Regions from separate parts of the Homo sapiens genome. Here region 2 is linked to region 1. A link is a contact called in ENCODE Hi-C or POLR2A ChIA-PET data. All regions are on one chromosome and are shown on one strand. The core of a region is the stretch at or near the end of the contact, and the rest is flanking DNA. Distances in the headings are between cores, read along the strand shown.

Region 1 (5,187 bases), core at 1,320-3,819:
AGAAACCAGAAGAAGCCCTATCAGTCCCATTCCACTCAGGCCTGTGTAATGAAGGCGGCACAAACAGATCCTTGTCATCCAAATTCCAACCCCTCCCACCACCTCTGCTAGGAGAGACATTCTCCTTTGCATTCTCACTCTCCCAGTCTGTCTCTTAGTAACAGAAAAAAATGTACACCTCATCCCATTACTATGCTCATTTGAAAAGAATTCTCACAATGTGAGGATGTGTGCCTGGGTGGCTCTCTGGGTGTTTATGCAAAGTCTACTATTTTGCCCATAGTTACTCTTCCAGATTGCGTGAGGAATGGCACCTCGGAAACCCTACTGGCATCTGACAATCTTTTCCTGTGCTCCATGCACTCAGGAGGAGCAAACACCTCCTCCAGGCTTAGGAGCACTCCAACAGTCCCCTTCTCCAAGGCACTGTGGCAATCCCCGACCTGGAACTCTCAAGCCATTGTCTCCACTACAATACATGCTAATTTTCATGTCACGTTGCAACTTCCATGTTATTCATCTCCTCACTGCACCAAAGCCCTCGCCCAAGTGCATCAAGCCTGTTTCTTTCCCAGGGATGGCCTTGTGCCTGGGCTCTCTTCCCCTCCAAACTCCGGGGTGGCCCCTGCTTTATCAGACTGAACCGGCTCTAAGGAGAAAAGTTGACGATCATCCTGCTCTAGCCTCCGGGAAGTCTTGCTCCACAAAGAACAAGAGTCTCTGGTTTTGTGAAATGAGTCACAGGCTGCCTTGACCATGCCTATCTGGGGAGGCCAGGGCTGCCATGTATGGTCTGTGCTCCGTGGCACCCACCTCTCGCTGTCAGTCCAAGCTCTTTGCCAGGACAGCCTGAGTCATAAAACTCAGCACATTCCTCAGGCGTTGGCTAGTCTTTCCTTGTTATTACTTTGCTTTTGTTTTATGCAGCACCTGGTTTCATTTTTAAAACCCAAATAAAAATCACACGGTCAGGGCGGGAGTGGGGAAACAGGAGGAACAGCAAAGGGCTCTAACTCCGCAAACAGGGAGGCACAGAGCAGGACAGAGATGGGACTGCGGCTGAGGGACTGGGGAGATTCAGGATGTGCCACTAATGAATTGGTTTGACCACAATCTTCCTTGCTGTATATGATAAAGCTCTTGATGCCCAGGTCTCTTCCCCACCCTCCCATCCCCAAATTAGGCCGCAGTACTGTACTCATCAGCCACGTGACCTTCCCGAAGCCCCTCCACTTTCTGAGTGTCCTCAATCAATGGATATACATCTCGGATGAATCCTAAGGAACACTCTAGTTACAACACTCAGAGTCTATGAACCTGCCGGTTCCCTTTTTCTTGGACACAAGCCCTAACCCACGTGTGAGGGAATATGTTTCCACAAGCAAATATTTGTTCTTTGCCTTTTGGGGGTTAAGGAATGGTGGACAGACAGGCGAGAAGGTGTAGACCCCACCATACCAATGTTGCTGGTCAAATTGAACTTGTGTGGCCAGGTTACTGTTGCAACCTATCTGTAAAGCTGTTAGCCTTCATTTTTAGAATTAAAACAGAATTCTAATCAGCTATCCTCTGCGTATAGTAAAAAACAAATGATGAATTAATGATAGCCATTACCTTGGAGAACTGTATTTTCTTGGACTAGGAAAAGCCAAGAAATTCGAGATTAAAACCAGGATCATGAGGTACTAGACTCGGAACCTAAACAGAGGCCTTTCTCTCCTTCTGCCTGGGATGTCTACTGGGGCTGGCCAGGGCAAAACTCCGGAGGTTCCTAAGTGGCTACAGGGCTGCCTTTTCAATGCATGCTTTTGGAGAGCTTAATGGAAACCATACGAAGGTTGCCGGGAATCAGACCAGATGGCTCCCGGGGAATGTATTTAACCCGACCTAGGGCTAAGAGACAAAAATAATCACTAGGAGTTTGTGGGGCGGGAGGCAGGGGTGGTGCTGCGACTTTTAATTGTATTTTCTATTCAACAGAAATCCTAAGAGAAGGACGGTCTTGGTAACTAGGAGTAAACGGAAGGGGGTGTGGGGAGCAGAGAGCGGGGCTGGGGAGGAAGAGTGGTAGGAGGCGGCTACTTTAGTAAACCAAACACCGTTCTGCTTTTCCTCAGAAGTCGGCGGCTGCCGGGGCCCTTCGCGGGCCTAGACGGCAGCGGGCTCCTTCCCGCGCCCCAGGTCATGTGCAGCCCCTGCCGCTCCCGGTCCCTCCCTCCCGCGCGCTCCGCGGGGGCGACGAGGCGGGCGGTGGTGGGGGGGAATCAGCAGGAGGAGGGTCGTAGGCGGCGGAGGCGGCCTGTGGACGCTAGGGGAGGAAGATCGTGGGGGAGAAGAGGTGGGCCGTGGAGGAAGAAGGAGACGGCCGCTCCGGCGGGCCGGGAGGAGCGGGAAGAGGCGGACCGGGGAGGGGAGGGGCAGGCGGCGGGTGGGCGGGCCGTGGGCGCGGCTTTGGGGGCGCAGGCAGCCTACCGAGGGAGCCGGGACGGGAGGGCCACGACTCCGCCCCTGAGCTCGCGAGCCCGCCGCGTCTGAGGCCGCCCCCGCCCCCGCGACTGTCGGAGCCAATTCGCTTCCCGGCGGCGCCTTGCGCGGAGGAAAACCTGGCGGTGGAAGGCTCCGGCTCTGCTGGGTGACCGCTCTGAATACAAAGAGCATTTCTCACGCCCCTGCGCCTTCCCCGGGGCTCCCAGATACAAGGGACAGGCTCTGTGACGCCGGAGCCCCCGACGGTCGGGGCCGCAGCACCATTTCTGTGGTTCTAGCAGAGAAATGTGGTCCCAAGTATTTATTTAAAAAGGAAAATTTAATAAAGATTATAAAAACTTTTGTCTCTCTCCACCAATTAAAAAGGGAAAAAACTGATAAATGAAGCCCATGGAATTGTCCCAGAAAGCCAACCTGCCAGGGTCCAGACGTTCCTGGGCGGGGCGGGTGGGGGGAGGGTGTTGGGAGGGCCCCATACCTCAAAGTTGTTTATTAAGCAAACTCCACGCCTCCAGCCTTGTGGCTTCATTTTCCAACTCAGTTAAATGGCGATGAGGGTCCTCCCCAGCCATAATCGGAGTATCGATCAGCTTCTGAATCCTCAGATGAGCAAACCTTGCTTTCAGAATCGCACCGTCCATGAAGCTGGAGAAAAATGGCCTGGTTGTCAACACTCGCTCATCCGCAAAGGTCACTTTTCCACAGAATTGGGAATTAAATGGTCTCTTCCAAACCAGACATCATTCATGAGCAGGAGATGGGATTGATCCTGCATTTTCTTCCATCTCTCTTAACCTTCCTGTTTAATATATTGTGTCTCTGTTAGGAAGGCCAGATTAATAAAGTGGGAGAGAAAAAGGGCAGGAACTCTTGCAATCCCTAACCGGCCCCCACTGCTTCTCTGGTAAGATTCTTTCCAGGTTTCCCTAATTCCTTTAGTTCCCACATTCCTGGATGTGAATGCTCTGCTTTCCAGTTTCCATCAGGAACTTCTTCAAGATAGGACACAGGAATATAAATATTTAGAGAATGATTACCAAAAGCACTACCCAGCAAGCAAATACTTTCGAAACTAAGAATAGTGTTAATGATCGTTGAAAATTTCATTCAATCTCTACTTATTGCTTTGATGCAGGAAATTGGGCATTTATATATCTCAGTGCTTGTTCTCCTCCAAACTATATATATTTAAAAATATTAAGATTTGCCTTGTCTCGGCCGGGCATGGTGGCTCACGCCTGTAATCCCAGCAGTTTGGGAGGCCGAGGTGGGCAGATCACCTGAGGTCAGGAGTTCGAGACCAGCCTGGCCAACACAGTGAAACCCTGTCTCTACTAAAAATACAAAAATTAGTTGGGTGTGGTGGCACACACCTGTAATCCCAGTTACTCGGGAGGCTGAGGCAGGAGAATTGCTTGAACCCAGGAGGTGGAGGTTGCAGTGAGCCAAGATCACGCCATTGCACTCCAGCCTGGGCAACAAGAGTGAAACTCCTGTCTCAAAAAAAAAAAAAAAAAAAAAAAAAAAAAAAAAGATTTGCCTTGTCTCATAAATAAAAAGTCATGATTTATTTTTTTGCTCAGGACTCTAGGTCCAAGGTTTTCCAAATATGTGCCCCATATTAATTGTGTGGTGTGTGTGTGTGCACCTGCATGTACTTTTAGTCTGTTATTGCACCACAAAAACAAGAGCAGGATTAATGTCATTTATTTGTTGGGAATGGTTGACTTAAAAGCGGCTACTTTGAGTACAGAGAATTCCCTTTCTGGGAGGGGTTGGGGAAGCACCTTACAGAGAGAAGCAGCTGTTCCCCAGAACAGCTGCAGACACTGACTGGCAATGGAATTGCTTGGCACCAGTACAACTCCATGTAGGCAAGAGGGATTTATTTATTTAACAATAGTTAATGATTCTCCCAAGCAACTCCCAAGAGGCCAGCTTTCAGTAAATGTACTTTCAGGAAATCATCTACCCTTCCTAGAAACAGGCATCAACCCTACAGTGAAGGGATGTCCCTGGTTGACCACACAATATAACTTTCAGGGGACCATGCAGCTACAAATGCCCCCAAACAACTCCCTCCACAGTCTGCCACCGCACTGGCTTTCCCTGTTTGAAATGCTCCCTGGGAACATTATCAGGTCCTAAGCAGAAAAGTTGAGAAAAACTGCACCATTTTTGGAAGAGCATCATTAAAATAGACTGGTTGCCTGGGAACCAGCGTGGGTCATCCAACCCTCTCCCATTAGCGAAATGTATCATATCTGCTAGTTAATGTCCAAAGACCAGCATTTCCAAGTGAAAGTGAAATGTATGTATAACTGGTGGTTCTTGTGATACTGTTAGGTAGTACTTGTATAACATTTTTTATTTTAATGGTCAGGGTTTTTTTTTTAACACACATAACGAGCATATCAAACCCATGGTATAATAAACATAATTACTTAGGATGAGTCTGAGTTTTTTTTAAGTTAAAGAGAAATCTTAATAAAGTAATAGAATAGCAAAAATAGTTGTAACTTCTATGCAAAAACCAGTTTTTATTCTTTCTTTCAACTTACTCTCTAAGAATGTCTGCCAGAACTTTAAGACATAAAAAGAACCCCATTTTAACAATCTGTTTAAAAGCCCTGGGGTTTGAGAAAGTCTAATCAGGAAGGAGAGAATCCCTGGTCTGGAGGGTCATATTGGGGAAGCAGG
Region 2 (4,981 bases), core at 77-2,576, 1.9 Mb before region 1:
TCTTGTAATAGGTGTTCCTCTGTAAAAGTACTTGGTGGGTTTTATTAACTCCGAATTTAAAGTTCATTATATAATATTTATATCTGAGTTATTTACCTTGGGGTTTTCCAGCTTGTAGTACATTACTGATGTCACAATAAGCATATGACATCAAAAAATATATATAAGGGACTTTTTGCAAAACCTTTGTTGGGTAAGAGCTAATTTCCACAGTAAAAACAGACACCAAAGTTAAAACAACTAGAACGCTTTGATTCAAGAAGCTAGTTAAAAGCTAATAAAATTCAATACATGGTTTTCAAGGTAGTTTATTTGACCTAGTTTCGTCCAATGTCTGAACAGATCAGATTTCAGCAATAAAATTACCTTACTTTCAGGGAACTGATGAATACTTGCAAAACAGTGCCCTTCTAAGCAGCTATATTAATATATTCTATTTTCTCGACCCGGTCCCACCTCCACCTGTAGCATGACTTGAAGAACCGTGAACAAGAAATTAGACAGGTTTATATCCTAAGAGTAGGCTCGTTTACATTAGATGGTTTTCAGGACTGTCAGGGCAGAAATGGGGTAAGGGTGTCTCTTTCCCAACCATAGATGGGTAGAAGAAAGTGTACAGGCTGATGGTGCAGAACCCTCTTACCTCCAGTTTCTGTAATTCCCACACGCATAGGGGAACCGCAACCACTATTGACACCAGGTAGATGACCGCTACTAAAGGTCGAATCCACTGTCTCCAGTTCCTCCAGGTACAAGTGCAAGGCATGTTTTCGCACAAATCAGATCCGGTTAGCAAGGGAAAAGATCTCGAAAAGATTGTAATGGGGAGCCCTGTTCTCTGGCTGTTTTGTCAACTCGCATACTACGGAGAAAAAGCTGTCGGGCGACTTTACGAACAGCTCGAGCCGCCTCCTGGACCGGCGCTGTGTCTTCTGCTGCTGCTGCTTCTGCAAATGTAGCCTCTCAGGGTGCTATTGGCGAGCAGTGCAGGCAACATCCTTTCTTCTCCACCCCGCATCTACCCGGTTGTACTGCGGTGGAATCCCAGGCAGAGCCGCTGCCCTCACCTGGGGATCGCCCTGAGCTCTGCCTGTACCATGGCTTCCAGGAGAGCAGCACAGACCAGGAACCGGCCTCTAGGGACCCTGCACACTCCGGTTCTGTCTCGCAGCTGCCTGCCCACTCGCTCTTTTCTTTGGGGATCGAGCTTCCTACCTCCCGCACTGGCAGGCGTCTCTTCAGTCGATTCCGCTAGTAGGTAAGGCCCCAGGATCTCCTCATTCTTTCGCACGGGACCTCCCCTACAGCGGAACCCAAGGCCAAACCAAGACTTTCAGCTCTTTTCCGCTTCCGCCCCTGCTGTCTGAGGCAGGTGATTCGTCGTCAGCGCCAAACTGGGCCCGCCCCATCCGACTCACTTTGCGCCCTCTGATTGGTCAGCTGTGGGGGCGGGGCTGCAGGATTGCGTACTGGGGTTAGAAAGAAGAGCAGGTGCGTGGAAGTGGGTGGAATTGCCGCAGATGGTCCAGCGGGCTATTGCAAGGATTCTGGAAGCTGCGGGAATTATTTGAGGACACTTGAAGCACACCTACTACATTCTTCTGCTGGCGTTATTCCAGTTTAAAGAAAGCTTGGGTAAGGGGCGGTTACTTCAGAGTTGGACTGGAAGAGAGAAGGCCCATCTCTACACAAAACATCCCCTATTCAATCTAGAGTGGATACAGAAGCCCGCTGGAGTAAGAAGACAAGGAAGAATGGGAAACCTCCACCTAGTTTTCTGTCAGTTGCTAGAATCTAGGGGCTAGGCCGCTTGGTTATTTCTGGATCCTACAGAAGGATCATTCTAAAGGTAGCTTCATTTTAGAATTAACCGCAAATAGGGAATGTCCCTTCTACATTTGGAACTTGTGTTAAAAATTTGCACTCATTTAAGTTTTAAAAAGTTGACATTCCATCTGACAAAGGAGTTTCATATGCTTAAAGCCTTTAGCTAAACCAATAGAGTAAACAAATATCTACTACTCAATTACATATACAAATGCGTTTTATATTGTAATTGTAATTTTCAGGGGGACAGGCACTGTACTAAGTTCATTACCTACATTATGTAAGTTGTTCTGCACAAAAATTTTGAGAGGTAGGCATTTTTCCACTTTACAGATAAAAAAGTCAAGTGGCTGATAAATTTGCCCAGGCTCACTGAGCTAGTTAAGTGGTAGTGTGGAGATAGCAACCTTGGTCTTTGTGACTCCAAAGGGCATTATATTTAAGCATTTGACCTGCTAGTACCTGCCACCTGGGGAATTTCCGCCTAATGACCATACGGATAAGGAGGCTTGTAACATTGAGTACACCTAGCCCAGGAGTCTCACAGAGACACCTAAGGAATATTATGAGCCCCTTTTTTGGTATCGTCTGTTTGGACTTGACTTCACTGCCTACTTCTCAGTTGTTAACATTTGTATTTTACAACCTGACCCAAACTACTTTCTACCGGAAAAATAGGCCTTATGTTTGTTCTTCCTAAGCTTACTTTAAAAATGGAAATTAAGGCTGGGTGCAGGGGCTCATGCCTGTAATCCCAGCAGTTTGGGAGGCGGAGGTGGGCGGATCATGAGGTCAGGAAATCGAGACTATCCTGGCTAACACAGTGAAACTCCGTCTCTACCAAAAATACAAAAAATTAGCCAGTTGTGGTGGCGGGAGCCTGTAGTCCCAGGTACTCAGGAGGCTGAGGCAGGAGAATGGCGTGAACCCGGGAGGCGGAGCTTGCAGTGAGCCGAGATCAAGCCACTGCACTCCAGCCTGGGCGACAGAGCGAGACTCTGTCTCAAAAAATAAATAAATAAATAAATAAATAAAATTAATTAAAAAAAATTCCTGATCATTAAATTAATGCTTGCTCTGTTGTTAAAGTTCATAAAAAAGAAGAATAATGAAGAGAAAGTTAATTTTACTCTACGGCCAAGTATAACTACTCTTTACTTGTTTGGTACACAGTAGAGGCTATCTTGGATATGCCGTATGCGTAGATTGTCTCTGTGCTTTCAGCTACAGCGTTTTTGCTGCCTATAATCTTTCCCATTCTTTCTCATGGGCAAACTTTTTTTGCCTAATTTGTGAGACCTTCCTTTATTTTTGTTTCCCCATGTATTCTTACAGCATTTATATGGTATTATACTCATTTACTTATTTGTCTTGTTTAGATTTTGAATTCCTAAAGCAAAAATCTAAATCCATTAGAAAAAAGCAAAAGAGAGAAGAGATGAGACAGATGCACAAATGATTTCACATACCAGTTTGCGAACTGGAATTCTTCTATGGTGAAATTTCTTCAGCTCAGCAGAGAAATTAAAAACAAAATTACAGATTGAGTATGCCAAATCTGAAAATCTGAAATTCAGAATGCTCCCAAATCCAAAACTTTTTGAGTACTTATATGATGCTCAAAGGAAATGCTCCTTGAAACACTTCAGATTTTGGATTTTCAGATTTGAGATGCTCAACTGGTATGTATAATGCAAATGTTCCCCAATCTGAAAAAATCTGAAATCCAGAACACTTCTGGTCCAAAGCATTTCAGATGAGATATATGAATTTTTCATTTAGTTAAATTTCTTCACTCTTAAGGACCATGTTTTATTTTGAAATTGTCTATCCTATTTTTTAATATGATAATAGATAGTAGTTGTTCTTCAGATATTTTTACTTTGGAGAATAAAAAGTTGATAGCTTTATTTGCCTACCATTTGTTTCATTTTTTTCTCTTGACCTGTAAGATCCTAAAGTCTAGTAAGGATAGGGAATAGGCCATAATGCTGATGTGATCCTAATCTACTTGCTTTGCTTGCTATAGGCATTCTCTGCATTCTTTCTGGATATGAGAGCCTAAGCCTGAAGGTGGATCTGAGCTTGATGGTGTTTGAAAAATAAGAAATGGTTAAAATTGGCAGATGGTGCTAGGGTCAAAAACAAGCTATTAGTCAATTTTGATGCAAGTTATAGAGGTTAATTGAAGTTTGTTACTGCTGCATCACATGCAAATAGGTGGAATTTGCTATTATTGAAGGATAAGTTTGGATTAATCTGAATTAAGATAATAGATTAAATGCACTTTGAGGGATCCTGGGGGATGGACACTGTTAACCCTTTGCCATGTATCTCCATTTCTCTATAAATATGTCCATGGTAGTTTTAAAACCTGGCTGCAACTTCTTTGATACTCATCTGATAACAAAATAGAGTCTGTGTTCCCTCTCTTTACATGTATGTGGGCTTGTGATTGATTTTAACCAATAGAAGTTGGTGAAAATGGTCACAGTCACCATATGTGACTTCTGAGGCTAGGTCATAAAAGACCATGCAGTACCACCTTGTCTGCTGGAACATTTACCTTTTGGAACTCCCAGCCTTCCTGTGAGAAGTTCCACTGCCTGAGGCTGGCATTTTGTGAGAAAGCCCAAGACAGACAGAGAGACCCTTTGAAGGTAATACTGATCAACAGTCACAGCTGAGCCCAGGCTTTGAGTCAGCCCAGCCTAGGTGCCAGTCACGTGAGCTGAGAAGCTGATTCCAGCTCCTAGCCATTCTCGCCGCTCAGCCATTTGGGTCATCCCAGCCGAGGCCCTCATCATGGCCAGAGACATACAATGCCTGCTCTGCCTTGTCCTAAGTCCTGACCTGAAGAATTCATGAGGGTAATGATTGTCGTTTTACTTCAGTGAGTTTAGGGTTGTTTGTTACACATCTCTTCCAGTGAATAGATAACTGAAACAGTTGTCTTTTGTCTATACATTTATGTACGATTTATCTAATCTGAAAGAAGTTTCTTGCTTATAGTGACTTTTTTTTTGCCTGCAGCCTACATACAGTCCGTTAGGTTTTTCTTTTTTTAGGGATAGGTTGGCTCCAGAGTCTGAGATTGTGCTAACTAATCCATGAGTTAAGTGAGTTTTAGATTTAAAGGTTGCAAGCATGCAGG

The links. Hi-C counts contacts between places; a loop is a spot of excess contacts on that map. ChIA-PET counts read pairs that join two places held with the same protein, here RNA polymerase II (POLR2A). Pooled maps may share reads with other maps.
Region 2: a map of PC-9 shows a loop between it and region 1 (15-fold over the local background). The contact joins the promoter of TMEM184C here to the enhancer-like site in region 1. A Hi-C loop is called at or near these places in 4 of 168 maps with a recorded cell type or tissue (CD8-positive, alpha-beta T cell, PC-9 and naive thymus-derived CD4-positive, alpha-beta T cell), 1 of 37 single-sample maps with no recorded cell type and 15 of 50 pooled maps. POLR2A ChIA-PET finds 5 or more read pairs at or near these places in 1 of 52 experiments (OCI-LY7).

Annotation. Positions count from the first base shown.
Region 1 is chr4:145,730,398-145,735,584 of GRCh38, reverse strand. It overlaps C4orf51 (chromosome 4 open reading frame 51), which reads right to left. Exons shown (of 6, transcript NM_001080531.3): 6 at 2,788-3,132. The coding sequence ends at 3,025. Among named protein-coding and RNA genes, the nearest start is that of C4orf51, 53 kb to the right of the region's middle. RefSeq lists enhancers at 1-788, 789-1,588 and a silencer at 2,144-2,743. Within about 2 kb of position 2,569, at least 33 of the 41 ENCODE cell types and tissues checked have a DNase peak (open chromatin) inside an H3K27ac peak, as active enhancers do; they include PC-9, where a contact is called at or near this core.
Region 2 is chr4:147,613,742-147,618,722 of GRCh38, reverse strand. TMEM184C (transmembrane protein 184C) reads right to left here and starts at 1,326. Exons shown (of 10, transcript NM_018241.3): 1 at 644-1,326. The coding sequence starts at 766. It overlaps TMEM184C-DT (TMEM184C divergent transcript), which reads left to right and starts at 1,478. Exons shown (of 2, transcript NR_186679.1): 1 at 1,478-1,635. RefSeq lists enhancers at 907-956, 987-1,106.